Regions from separate parts of the Homo sapiens genome. Here regions 2 and 3 are each linked to region 1. A link is an interaction called in ENCODE POLR2A ChIA-PET data of the cell type or tissue named here. Cell type or tissue: GM12878. All regions are shown on one strand. Each heading gives the region's core, and the rest is flanking DNA. Links, peaks and the distances in the headings are about the cores only. Region 1 has its middle 19 kb from the start of PFDN1. Region 2 overlaps ANKHD1-EIF4EBP3 (ANKHD1-EIF4EBP3 readthrough). Region 3 overlaps LOC101929719 (a long non-coding RNA gene).

Region 1 (4,480 bases), core at 115-4,114:
CAAGCCTGGGTTTGAATCCTCGTCATGCCATTTTCTGGTTATATAATAATCTCAGATAAGTTATTTAACCTCTCAAAGCCTCAATTTTTTTATTAAGGTTTTTTTTGTGGAGATTACAGTGCCTGTAAAGCATTTATCACAGTGTCTGGCAGCATGGAGTAAGTACTCATACCCGAAAGCTTTTACTATTCTTAACAAGCTTTGCCAGTTTTTACCATCATGGGTCTTGTTTGCACCTCCTTTTCTAGATTTTTGGCACAGTGGGTCTTTGCCAGACTCAAGGGTTGGCCTGCAGGGCTGCCCACATGGGTACACGTTGGGGTCAGGCAATGTAAAAACAGCACTGAGTTTTGCTGAGAAGGGGAAACCGTGATAGGGGCCTGTCTAAAACCAGGCAAACAGGTCAACTGCCAACCCCATTGTCTCAGGCCTTCTCTGCTGGCAGCGTGCTCAAGAAAACAGGAACAGTGTGGCATTTAAGGTGCCTGGATGACAGCCACATCAAATATGTGACCTTTTCCTAGGAAGCCTGGTTTCCATGGTGAGCTCGTTCTCAATCCATGCTCTGTGGCTCTCAGCCCCCTCTGGAATGTGACAGCAGTGGCCCCAGCAGCCGGGTGGGGACATCTGCCTAGAGGTTGTCCCTCCAACATCTCCAGGGTGGAGGAGGAGCTGAGATAGCCCCCTGGGCTGTCTGATGCCCACACCAGCCTTCCAACCTGGAAGGATTTGCACTGAGGCCCTGACACTGCCTCCCTCTGCTCCCCTTCTCCCACACATGGCTCATGGCCAACTGGCTGCCAGCCTGAGCAGAAAGAAGGGGTCTCTTTCTGTGAACCCCCATCTTAGACAGAGGCCCTGACCCCCTCCACCTCATCTTGGCAGCCTGAGATTGGAGAGAGTGTCTGCCGCCCTGGCCTTGGCAGAGCGCGTGCTCAGCCCAGCCCCTGCAGCTGCCAGAACAGGAGCTGAATGCCCAGTGTGTCTGCCAGAGCTTGCTAACTTCTTTCTTCTTTCTCTGAGCTATGAAAACAGAGGCTGCTGAGGAATGTGACTGCTAACCTCCCCACCACCCGCCTCCCTCCTCCTGGGGCTTGTGTTCCCCCAACCCCCCAAGCTGGAGTCACATCAGAAAAATGTAGGGGAGGAAAGAAATCCCCCAATGTGTCATGACATTACATTTCCGCCTGGACCTCAGAAACAAGAAAAGTTAGAAGCAGAGGGAGAAGAGGGGTGGTGTGGTCATTGCCAGAGCCCTGTGACTGCTTCACCTCCTGCCTCCCTGGGGCAGATCACTTGCTCCCTTGGGGATCTGTCTCCTCATTAATAAATGGGGGCAGATCGGGCCTGGTGGCTCACACCTGTAATCCCAGCACTTTGGGAGGCCGAGGTGGGGGGATCATGAGGTCAGGAGTTCAAGACCAGCCTGGGCAACATGTTGAAACCCCGTCTCTACTAAAGACACAAAAAAAATTAACCTGGGCGTGGTGGCGCGCACCTGTAACTCCAGCTACTCAGGAGGCTGAGGCAGGAGAATCGCTTGAACTCGAGGGGCGGAGGTTGCAGTGAGCTGATATCCCACCATTGCACTCCAGCCAGGACGACAGGGAGAGACTCCATCTCAAAAAAAAAAAAAAAATGGGGGCAAATTGCTTTGACTCAGATGGCAGACAAACTCAGAATTACCTGTTTGCTGTCATTGAATAGCACGGATATCACTAAGTTGGTAATTATTGAGTGAGTGTACTGCTCACGCATACTCATTTAACAGACATACGGGGATTCCTCCTTTTTTCTGGAGGCTAAGAACACAAGGGTGAACAGGACCGAGGCCCTGCCCTCCGGGAACTTGCACTTGAATAGGAAAAATAGACAATTAAGTCACAAGAATCAAATGTCAAGAGAGTTGTGTTGGGCAATAGGAGGTGCCAAGTTGGCTGACCTGGTCCAAGGGTCAGGGAGGTCACTTCTTGGAGGAAGTGAAAATCAAGCTGAGGCCTGAAGGATGAGCAGTTGTGATGCAAGTAAAGAATGGGGGTTGAAGTATTCTAGGCCAGGGGAACAGCCAGAGTGCAGAGGGAGGATGATGTGAATGAGGAACCTAACTGGTGTGACAAGAGTGTACACAGCTGGCTTGGGGTCAGCGGAAGAGGCTGCAGAGACAGGCCAGGCCAGATCATGCAAGGCCTTTGAGACTGTGCCAAGGAGCTTGAACTGAATCCTCAGGGCGGTAGGGAGCCAGCCCTGAGTGTTAAAGTGAGTGTGGGTAGGGGTGGCATGCTTGGATCTGTTTTGGGGTGGATGACTCCAGCTGGAGAATGGGCTTGAAGGGTAGCTATAATCAAGCAGGGAGATGGGTTAGCTGGAGACTGTGGTGGTATTTAGGCACTGATGGTAGCAGCAGTGGAGAAGAAGAGAAGATATGAATTCAAGATCTATGGAGGAGATATGTGGAGGATGAGAGAAAGGGAAAAGGGCCCAAGGTGGCTCTGAGTTTTAGGCTTGCACGCCTGGGTGGAAAGTGGTGCCATCTTACTGAGATGGGCCACACTGGAGAAGGAGAAGCTGGTGCGGGTGAAAGTAGCAAGTCCAGTTTTGGCCACTCTAAGTCTGAAGGCATGACCACCATGTCAGTAGGGATATCCAGTGCATGGGTGTGGAGCTGAGTCTGGACCCCAGGGGAAGGCTCAGGCTTGAGTGAGGTCATTGGCCTGGAGAGAATAAGCAAGTGTATCATCAAGGTGGCCAGGCATGGTTACTCACTCCTGTAATCCCAACGCTTTGGGAGGCCGAGGCAGGTGGAAACCAGGAGTTTGAGAGCAGTCTGGGCAACATAATGAAACCTTGTATCTACAAAAAGTACAAAAATTAGCTGAGTATGATGGCATGTGCCTGTGGTGTCCTGGCTGAGGTGAGAGGACCGCTTGAGCCGCAGGAGGTCAAGCCTGCCGCGAGCCGTGATCACACCACTGCACTCCATCCTGGGCAACAGAGTGAGTCCCTGAATTAATTAATTAATTAATTAATTTATTTGAGACAGAGTCTCGCTCTGTCACCCAGGCTGGAGTGCAGTGACATGATCTCAGCTCACTGTGACCTCTGCATCCTGGGTTCCAGAGATTCTCCTGCCTCAGCCTCCCAAGTAGCTGGTATTACAGGTGCACGCCACCATGCCTGGCTAATTTTTGTATTTTTTAGTAGAGACGGGGTTTTGTCATGTTGATCAGGCTGGTCTCAAACTCCTGACCTCAGGTGATCTGTGCACCTCGACTTCCTAAAGTGTTAGGATTACAGGCGTGAGCCACTGCCCCCAGCCAAGAGACCCTGTCTTAAAAAAAAAAAAAAAAAAAAAAAAAAAAGAATGATGCTAGCTGCTCTAACAGAAAATTCCCCAGCCTCGATGGCCTAGCACAGTAGGTTATTTCTCACTCAGGTAAAATCCCAAACTGGTGTTCCTAATAAGTGAGCAACTCTTCTCCAAGTGGGGTTCAGGAACCAGGTCCTTCCAGCTTTTGTGTCTGCCATCTTTTTTTTTTTTTTTTTTTGAGACAGGGTCTAGCTCTATTGCCCAAACTGGAGTGCAGTGGTATGATCATAGCTCACTGCAACCTCTGCCTCCTGGGTTCAAGTGATTCTCGTGCCTCAGCCTCCTGAGTAGCTGGGATCACAGGTGTGTGCCACCATACTTGGCTAATTTTTATATTTTTAGTAGAGACGGGGTTTCGCCGTGTTGGCCAGGCTGCTCTCGAACTTCTGGCCTCCAGTGATCTGCCCACCTCGGCCTCCCAATATGCTGGGATTACAGGCATGAGCCACTGCACCCGACATCTGCCATTTATATTACACAGCTTCCAGGGTCACTGTGATGGGGAAAGGGCATAAGGGCATGGAGGACCACACATGGGAGAGTCTATCACTTCCATCCATATTCCACCAATAAAATCTCATCATGTGGTCACATCTAACTATAAGAGAAGTAGGGAAGTGTAGCCTAGCTGGGCACCCATGAGAAAGAGGAAATGTGTTTTGCAACCAACTATCCAGTCTCTAACACTGGAAGGCACAGGAGTGGATAAGATCACTTGATGAGTCCAGGGCTTGCACTCATTCATTTGTCCCTATTTGTAGGTGTTTACACAGATACAGGACAGACAGAAGTGAAGGTAAGCCACTTCCTCCCCTTCCTTATTGGAGACCAACAGGACAGGATAGGCCTCAACCCATTTTAGTCCCTCCTGCAAGTTGAGCAAACCTCTAGGGTGAAATGATTCCACGGTAGTTAGTTTGTTGGCTCTGACACTGGCCACTCCTGTCTCTTCCTTCAGATTGGCTGCCATTCACCCTCACTTTCCTTTCCTTCTCCTCAATAAGCACTTGTTGAGTATCTGCTATGTGTTGGGGCCCATTCTGGAAATGCAGCAGTGAATGAACCTGCGGTTCCTGTATTAGTTTATTTGTGTATTGTCTGCTTTTCCTACTA
Region 2 (4,480 bases), core at 324-4,323, 170 kb before region 1:
TACAAAAAATTAGCCAAGTGTAGTGGCAGGGCACCTGTAGTCCCAGCTACCTGCAGGGCTGAGGCAGGAGGATTGCTTGAACCTCGGAGGTTGGGGCTGCAGTGAGCTGAGACTGCGCCACTGTACTCCAGCCTGGGTGACAAAGTGAGACCCTGTCTCAAAAAAAAAAAAAAAAAAAAATATATATATATATATATATATGTGTATATATATATATATATGTGTGTGTGTGTATATATATATATATACACACACACACATATATACATACATATAAAAAATAAATATTTTATAAGAATTTATAAGAACAAAAGAATATACACATCAAATATTGAAATGATTATCTATGGGGGAAGCAGGGGAATGGAAAGAGAAATAAAAGGGAATAAATGAAACAAGAGAGAAGTTATGGTGATAAAGCACCAGAAATTGAGTATGATTAACTCAACCCTCTACACTTGAGGTCCCAAGGGGAGGGGAGCAAGCAAAAGTGACAAGAACTGGAAGGAAGATCCAATGAAGTACTCTAGAATTTCAGAGAAAAGGAAATTACTCCTCAGGAGGGCTTGAGGTATACACAAAAGATGTGTTTTGTTTATCCTGACATAATTTTAAATGCTTTGCAGCAGATTAATTCTAAGTTACACAACTTGCAAAAGATCAAAATGAATCTTTCTGTAGAACCAGTTATAACAAGGCAACGGATTTACATTACTTATGTATCCTTTCCCATCTGAATATTTGTAACTGCAGGTAATAAAGTTAAATAATGCTAGAAAACTGAGCATGTCACTCTGAGTTTCATATTTTATGGACGTGATTCTGAGGCCTCTGTTAGATGCCACCTAGAATCCTGAATCCTTGAAAACCAACAGACAAGTGAGATCAAGTTGCCTAAATCGGGAGGTTATGAATCAAGATGGACGGAGCCTGTACAAATGGTACACATGGGGCATGAAAGAAAAGAATATCTGAGTAGAACATATATCAAACACCTGGGTAAGATTTATGGGCATTAATACATTTTTAAAAGGATGAGGATATGAATAATAAAAAGATTTACTAAAAACAGACAGGAGTAAAATGTTATAAGAACCTGAAAAGATGATCGCTGGAAGAGGAAAAGAGAGTCCTAGGGAATAAGAACCCTTTGTCCATCCCTAATCACATACACGACACAGAATATATGGACTTAGAAGAAACAAAAACAAAAAGGTCAAACAGCAATTTCATCACTCAAGGGAGCTTTTCCAGAGACATAAAAGAGAAGCTTTAAGAAGAAAAAGGAGCTTTAAGTATAAAAAAAAAGTTAAGTCTTTATTTAAGATAGGTTTTCCTATCCTGGTAATTCAGTGTGTTCTTTTCCATAATTAAATGATTTTTCCTAATTCATAGCAACATAATATTCTATGATATGCATGATTTATACTAACATGACATTTTAACACAATGCACTATCGCAGTTTGATCCTACATAAGTAACTGTTAGATTGCCAATGCCATTTGGTTGATAGCAGTAGCAAGTGCCCAAGTGATCTAAATACAAATGTTAATTAGGGATAACCCTAATAATCTAGTAAAATGATTCCTTAGAAAGGTAGTCCATGTTTATACTATTTAGTAAGTAATAAAACATCAAAATGCAGAAAATAACTAAATAATCCAAGATATTTCAGTAAGCAAAAATATGGTTACTCACTAGAGTATAAACTTAAAAAATCACTACCTAAACATCTCAGAGTATTTACATATTAAACCTAAATTTAAAATGTTTTTATTTCCTCTTGGCATACACTCTATCTAGCTTATTTCTTGATTGTTTTGTGGATCTGTGTTATTTATTTATTTATTTATTTATATTTTGAGGCTGTCGCCCAGGCTGGAGTGCAGTGGTACAATCATAGCTCACTGCTGCCTGGAGCTCCTGGGTGCAAGTGATCTTTCTGCCTCAGCTTCCTGAGTAGCTGGGACTACAGGCACAGGCAACCATGACTGGCTAATTTTTAAATTTTTTTAAATAGAGACAAGTTCTCCTATGCTGGGCAGGCTGATCGATCATTCTGCCTCGGCCTCCCAAAGCACTGGGATTACAGGTATGAGCCACAGCACATAGCCTAATTTTTTTTCTTTTTCTGGTTTTTTTTTTTTTTGGAGACAAGGTCTCGCTCTGTGGCCCACACTGGGGTGCAATGGCACACTCATGACTCACTGCAGCCTTGGTCTCCCAGGCTGAAGTGATCCTCCCACTACAGTCTCCCTAGCAGCAGGGACTACAGGCTTGTGCCACCACTCCTGGCTAACTTTTGTATTTTTTTGTTAGACAGGGTTTCGCCATGTTGCCCAGGCTGGTCTCGAACTCCTGGGCTCAAGCAATTTGCCCACCTGGCCTGCCAAAGTGCGGGGATTATAGGTGTGAGCCCCTGTGCCTGGCACTAATTTTTTTCTGAGAGTCTCACTCCATCACCCTGGCTGGAGTGCAGTGGCAAGATCTCGGCTTATTGCAACCTCTGCCTCCCGGGTTCAAGTGATTCTCATGCCTCAGCTTCCCTAGTAGCTGGAATTACAGGTGTGCACTACCACACCCGGCTAATTTTTGTATTTTTAGTAGAGATGGGATTTCACCATGTCGGCCAGGCTCGTCTCAAACTCCTGTACTCAAGTGATTGACTTGCTTAAGCCTCCCAAAGTGTTGGGATTACAAGCGTGAGCCACCACACGTGGCCTATATTTTTTTTTATGATTTTTTTTTTTTTTGAGACAGAGTTTTGCTCTTGTCGCCCAGGCTGGAATGCAATGGCCTCAACTCAGCTCACTGCAACCTCCACCTCCTGGCTTCAAGCGATTCTCCTGCCTCAGCCTCCCAACTAGCTAGAATTACAGGCACCCACCAACACACCTGGCTAATTTTTTGTATTTTTCGTAGAGATGGGGTTTCATCATGTTGGCCAGGCTGGTCTTGAACTCCTGACCTCAGATGATTCACCAGCCTCAGCCTTTCAAAGTGCTGGGATTACAGGCGTGAGCCACCATGCCCGGCCAATGATTCTTATTTAGTATTGAGTTTCCAAAGCCAAAGTTACTACAGTCCTCTATAAGGTTTAGCCAAATAAACTCCCCCCCAAAGAAAACAATAAAAACAGAGGCATTTAGCTTTAAATATTTTACTAAAGGTTAAATATCAGCTGATTATGATACTTACAGATGCATGTTTAATTTGCTTTTTAATTGTTAAGATTAAAAACAGCAGGAAAATTTTGAATAGCTAGGTGTTCCATGAAAAACTGCTAGAATTAGCTTAAATCAGAGAGACTACAGATATTTCATCTCTGAAATTAATAGTTTAGCCCTGGTAAAGGCCCCCAATACTTTAAATTACTAAAATTGGCATAATTTGAAAGAAATTTCTGTTTGCTGCTATAACAGTCAACCCACACCAACTTTTCTTAAATCAGTGTTACAGATATTTATATACACTTACATACCTCATTGTGATTTCAATATCTAGGACTTGATTATCATACACTAAATGAACGATGTTCATAAGTTTGTTTTTACATAGTTTTAAACATCCTACATATTAACTATTTTCTTTATTTCAGAAAACTCAGATATTACAACTATACATAATTATGAAGTGAAGGTACATTTATACATGAAGGTACATTTCATTTACAAATATAAAGACAGCAGAAACATATCAGAGCTCATAAACTTGAGTTTTTTAAGTAGTATACTCTCCTTCTTAATAGTCATTTGGATATTACTTGTACACATTTTATTTTGATAGTTATTTGTCCAGGTTCACATAGTGACAGATGATAATCTACTATATTCAGCATTGCATAAATGCAACTGAATGTAATTCTTAAACTTCTCACTCATTAACTGAATCAATGTTACAAAGACTTAACTAGATAGCAAATATGCATTTTTACTCTTCATTTACTATTGGTTAGCTAAAGAATTATCAAATGAAAAATGAATGTCTGATAAACTGTGGTTACTTAAATATAATCAAGAACTTGGCTTGTTTCTTAAGTGTTTTCATCTGTGCCAGATGAAAGCTACAACTATCAGTATGTTAACAGGAAAATAATAAAAAGTCATTTTTCCTAACACGTCTTTTTGGTTTTAGATAGTAAGACTATTTGCATTTGTCAGAATTATCTACCTCAATTAGCCATGGGTACACAGTAACTCTGTATCATTAAAGTACATTTCTGGATTTATCAATTAGGTGAAAAAATACCCATTTTAAGAAAAATAATTCAATAACTAACCTTTTTGCACTCCTAAAAGGGCAGGAGAGTTCTCCTGTGAAGTTCTGTCAGGTTCCTGGGGAGGTACAACCATGGCAAGTGTATGCGTTGGCACACGTGGCACCTAAAAAGTCAACTCAGAAAAAAATCATCTCAGACCAAAGAATAAGACAAAGGCCCATAAATGAAACAGATATCCTGTTTTAGGTTATCTTCATATA
Region 3 (4,480 bases), core at 350-4,349, 150 kb after region 1:
ATACTGAAACCACAAGCTTCCTGAAAGCTCCTCCTATTGAAAGGTTCTGTAATGTAATACAGCTATGAACCTGTGAATTCATAGGCTTGAATTCACTTGGAAATCAACTTACCTTCTCTTGTATTTCCAGAAAAGTTGTATCTAATGAGAAGCAAATTCTGGCACTCAGAGGTTGAGCCATGTTGATATCATTGCATAGAACCTGCCATTGGTTTTACCTAAATGCACTCTCCTTTCTGGAAGTACTACTTCTGAGGAAAGGGCATCAGGGAGCACTTAATGCTTTAAATGTGTTTGTACAGCAACTTGCGTTCTCAAGAGGTATCACATAAATGCATGTGTTTTTAATTTTGACTTGATTCCTGAAGTAGCCTGGCCTTCTGATAGTGATCTTAGAAAATCAACCTAGAAGAAGAATACATTTTTCTCCCAGGCTGTGAGTCAAATGACTATGGCAATGAAGTTCCGTCAACTATGAAGCATCCTTCTGCTTTTTAATCTTTTCAGTAATTAAGAAAATAAATTCAACACATATAAATTAGAAATAATCAGCTTATAAGTCTATTTGCATTTATATTTTTAAAATGGACCGATGACTTAGCACATGACATAAGAAAATAAGTCAGGGAAATATTAAATCCACATATTCATTCAACACATTTACTGAGGGCCTATGGCCTACCATGTGCCAGGGACTGCTCTAGGCCCTGGGGATGTAGAAATAAGCAAAACAGATTTTTTAAAGTCCTTGTGCATATGAAGCTTACATTCTAGTAGGTGTGTCCATTTATATACAGTCTTCAAGTCTCTGTGCCATTGACAAGAACTAGTACTATATACCAGGAAGCATGCATGGCGAATCCTCAGATTCCTCTATGCTAGGCTTTCTGCCAGTGCTCTGCATACATCATCTCATTATTCTCTTCTTCCTAAGAGATGTAGACACCTGTTCAAGGAGCCACAGGAAATGAGTGGTAGGGTCAAGACCAGAACACCTATATCTATATCTGCCTTTTAGCTCATATTTTCTCTTGGGGTGTGGTTGCGGGGGATGGTGGGAAGTGGTAGGGACTGAGGCATATCAGATAACATGCTCTGTGCAAAGGGAGCACTACTCATTCAGATCCAGCCACTTGACATTCAGGAATATAACTCAATGTGGCCAAGTTTTCTGATTTTTCAAGAGAAGCCAGCAAACAGGATTTTGACATGAAAACCAATTTCAAAATACCATGAAAGCCAAACCAAATTTGTCTGGGTACAACTAAGGCTACAGATCTGCCCCTCTGTTAGAGGTCATGCTGTGACCAGGAGGGTGCCTGGGGAGGTAGGATTCCAGATAGCAACCTTGAAACTAGTTGGCCAGCCGGGCACAGTGGCTCATGCCTGTAATCCCAGCACTTTGGGAGTCCAAGGCAGTTGATCATTTGAGGTCAGGAGTTCAAGACCAGCCTGGCCAACATGGTGAAACACCATCTCTACTGAAAATACAAAAAATTAGGTGGACGTGGTGGTACACAACTGTAATGCCAGCTACTCGGGAGGCTGAGGCAGGAGAATCACTTGAACCTGGGAGGTGGAGGCTGCAGTGAGCCAAGATCATGCCACTGCACTCCAGCCTGGGCAACTCTATCTCAAAAAACAAACAAACAAAAAACAACGAAAAACCCCAGAAACTAAATGTGTGTAGAAAACTGCAAATACATCTGTGGTACTTACACAAAGTGTTTCTCAGGTTGATTTTCAAAGACTAAGGTAGAAAAATGGGGCCCTTATTTACCAAAAAAGCAAAGTCCTTTAATGAAAGCTACCAGGGAGGCAGCAGCTGGGGCGCTCCAACACCTAGCCATGGAGGAGGTTGGCATGGAACCATCTGATGCTGGGCTGACAGGCCACGCTTCTCTGAAAAGGAAAATTTAACTTCAGGGTGGGCTTCATGTTACATCTGAGGCCCTAATAATGATCATTATGCTGTCAGCACACAAGACATGGTTCAAAAAAATTCTCCTCCTTAAAGTCACATTCTATGTGCTTTCTGGTCCTTCCTAACCTCCTCCACCCTGTGGCCTCCCACACTCAACACAACTTTCCTTTTCCCCACCCACTTGCCAAGGAACTGCGGCCATCAGACAACATATGGAGGTCTCATCACCGGGATGGTCCGTAACTGGAAAGGAGTTGGTCATCTGGTGTTAGCAGCTCCTCTTTGTGTCGTAGCCTTTGGAAGGAAAGAGGGAGGAACACAGAATAGCGTCCATGTTTAAAAAACATTTGCACCATCAACAGACTGAAACTCTACAAGACAGTGGTCTTACTTTAAAAGTGTAAAGGAATTCCCATCCTCTTGATCTTAGCAAGATCAGAAAACCTCTGTTTACTACAAGAATTGTTTCAGAAAGGGAAGTGAAATCTGGCACATGAAAAATCCCATTTCTATCCACTCTCAAGATAGTAACTTTGTAGCCATATGCCATGTGTATTTCATCATAGCAAAACAGTACTGTAGTGCACTGGGGACAGATTTGCTGCCACTGCTGCTGCTGCTGCTGCTGCTGCCATCACCACCTCCACCACCTCCTTCTGTTGCTTGGATAAAGCTGAGGCATGTGGCACTGTTGTGAGATTCTTAGAAGATACAGGCAAGTAGTCCTGGCTAGGACCCTACAATTGAGTTTGCACCATGAGGCTCTAAATCTCAGCCTCTCTAGGTCCTGGTACTGTATCTTTGGAAGACACACACAGGAAGGACTTAGATACCTTCTGAAAAAGATGGGACAAAGAAAGCTTATACTCCTCCTCTCCCCTCCTCTTGCTTGGAAGATCATTTAAGATTAAGAGATGAAGTGACTTTTCCCACTGAAGGGGACACAGGGCAATGCTATGATTCGGAGTGTCCAGAGGCCTGTGTTCCAGCCATGGTTCCCCTATGTCCTCACCTTGGGACCCAGCACTACTTACTCCACCTTTTTGAGTCTCAGTTTCCCCATCTAAGAAATGGGAATAATAATAGGACCAACCACATAGAGCTGTTGTGAGGGTTAATTCATTGAGATGCTGAATGGTAAGAGAGGCTTCCTTTGCACAGAGCTTGTTCTCTAGTTTACTGCAGCCTCCAGTAATCCCCTTCCTGCCTCCCTGTCTGCACCCTAGGAGAAGGTACAGGTTAAAAGACAGATCTATGGTCCGATCATGGCCCCATCTCTTATTTCTGTGGCTCCTTGGACTGGTGATCAGGAGTCATTTTTCTGCATGATGACCAGGGCCACTCCACTGCAATTCTTTAGCTGCAGCAGTGGAGACACACACTACCTTTGTTCCCAGTGCATCCAGGTCCTTATTTTAGATGCTACCTTCGATTCTCTGAGCTGCTTCAGCCACAGTCCAGATGAGAGTGTGCTTGTCCTGCCCCCTCCCCTCCCCAGCCTGGAAGGTATGGAGTCCACCCGCATCAGAGTGGAGAGTGTCACTTTTTATGTATGCAGATTCCTGGGCTTCATCCTAGACCTATCACTTCTGAATCCCTGGGAGCCAGGGCCTAGGAGCCTTCAGGTGTGACAAGCCCTCCAAGAGAACAGATGCGCATGAAAGTATTTATGGCCCTCTGGGGCCTCAAGATCTGGAGAGCTTTGCCTCAATCGGGAGAGTCCTAGTCACTGCTTAGCAGAGTTTGGCTCTACTCCCTGCCCCGCCCACCCCTGCTCAGTCCCAGGCCCAGTCCCCCATTATCTCACACTAGAACCAGTGGCCTTGCTCTCTGCCTGCCAATCTGGAGATCTTGATCTGAAGTGTCAACCTGGCCCTGATACTTCCTGACTATAAATTCTGCAGGGGTTTCCCATTCCCTGCAGGATCAAGTCTGACAAAGCATTCAAAGCCACTCTCTTCAGCCTCAGATCTCCTGCCACTCCCTCTCCTAGTTGGGAACACTCCAACTAGGCTTATATTATGCTGAGGTCTCTGAATGTTCCCTGAGGCTACATGTCTCTGAGCTTCTGTAGGCACAGTACCCTCCACCAGAATGACCTTTCCCCTCTTCTACTACTCTTCCAGTCTCAGCCGAAATGTCACCTCCTCTGGGAAGCCTTCTCAGATGTCCCTAATGCCTACTACTCCTCTTTCCCTGTACACTCCCCAAATATATCACCCATGACCCTGAATTGCCTTTATTTGCTTATGTGTTTCCGCCCCACAAAACTATGAGGGATTTGCATTTTATTCATATCAAATTCCACAACTTTATCAGGGCTGATAAGGCTTGGCATGATCTGGCTCCCATCCACCTCTCCACCCTGTCCCCCACCATTCTCTGCCCCACCTACTTCACGCAGTCACTGTGGCCTGCTGACTGTTTCCAAGCTCAACAAGCTCTTTCCTGATCCTGTTCCTGTAGTGCTGTTTGCCTGGAATGCTCCCCATCGATCTTGCCATAGCTGGCTCCCTCTTGACATCCAGATCTTGCTCAAATGTCACCTTTTCAAGG

The links. ChIA-PET counts read pairs that join two places held together with the same protein. Peaks named below come from ENCODE experiments on the same cell type or tissue, not always from the same donor. Only the 100,000 strongest peaks of a DNase experiment are listed, where the experiment ranks them.
Region 2: POLR2A ChIA-PET joins it to region 1 with 5 read pairs; 4 of 35 experiments call an interaction of 5 or more read pairs at or near these places.
Region 3: POLR2A ChIA-PET joins it to region 1 with 5 read pairs; 3 of 35 experiments call an interaction of 5 or more read pairs at or near these places.

What each region holds. Positions count from the first base shown.
Region 1 is chr5:140,319,568-140,324,047 of GRCh38, reverse strand. No RefSeq gene overlaps it. Among named protein-coding and RNA genes, the nearest start is that of PFDN1, 19 kb to the right of the region's middle. RefSeq lists enhancers at 128-1,327, 2,141-2,210, 2,241-2,290. In GM12878, for the core only: no CTCF peak of the experiment used is centred there; a DNase peak (open chromatin) is centred at 2,013.
Region 2 is chr5:140,486,861-140,491,340 of GRCh38, reverse strand. It overlaps ANKHD1-EIF4EBP3 (ANKHD1-EIF4EBP3 readthrough), which reads right to left. Exons shown (of 36, transcript NM_020690.6): 14 at 4,281-4,383. ANKHD1 (ankyrin repeat and KH domain containing 1) reads right to left here. Exons shown (of 34, transcript NM_017747.3): 14 at 4,281-4,383. Among named protein-coding and RNA genes, the nearest start is that of EIF4EBP3, 59 kb to the left of the region's middle. In GM12878, for the core only: no CTCF peak of the experiment used is centred there; no DNase peak of the experiment used is centred there.
Region 3 is chr5:140,165,103-140,169,582 of GRCh38, reverse strand. LOC101929719 (a long non-coding RNA gene) reads right to left here. Exons shown (of 5, transcript NR_130738.1): 3 at 2,110-2,218; 4 at 1,781-1,902; 5 at 798-946. Among named protein-coding and RNA genes, the nearest start is that of CYSTM1, 7.8 kb to the left of the region's middle. In GM12878, for the core only: no CTCF peak of the experiment used is centred there; no DNase peak of the experiment used is centred there.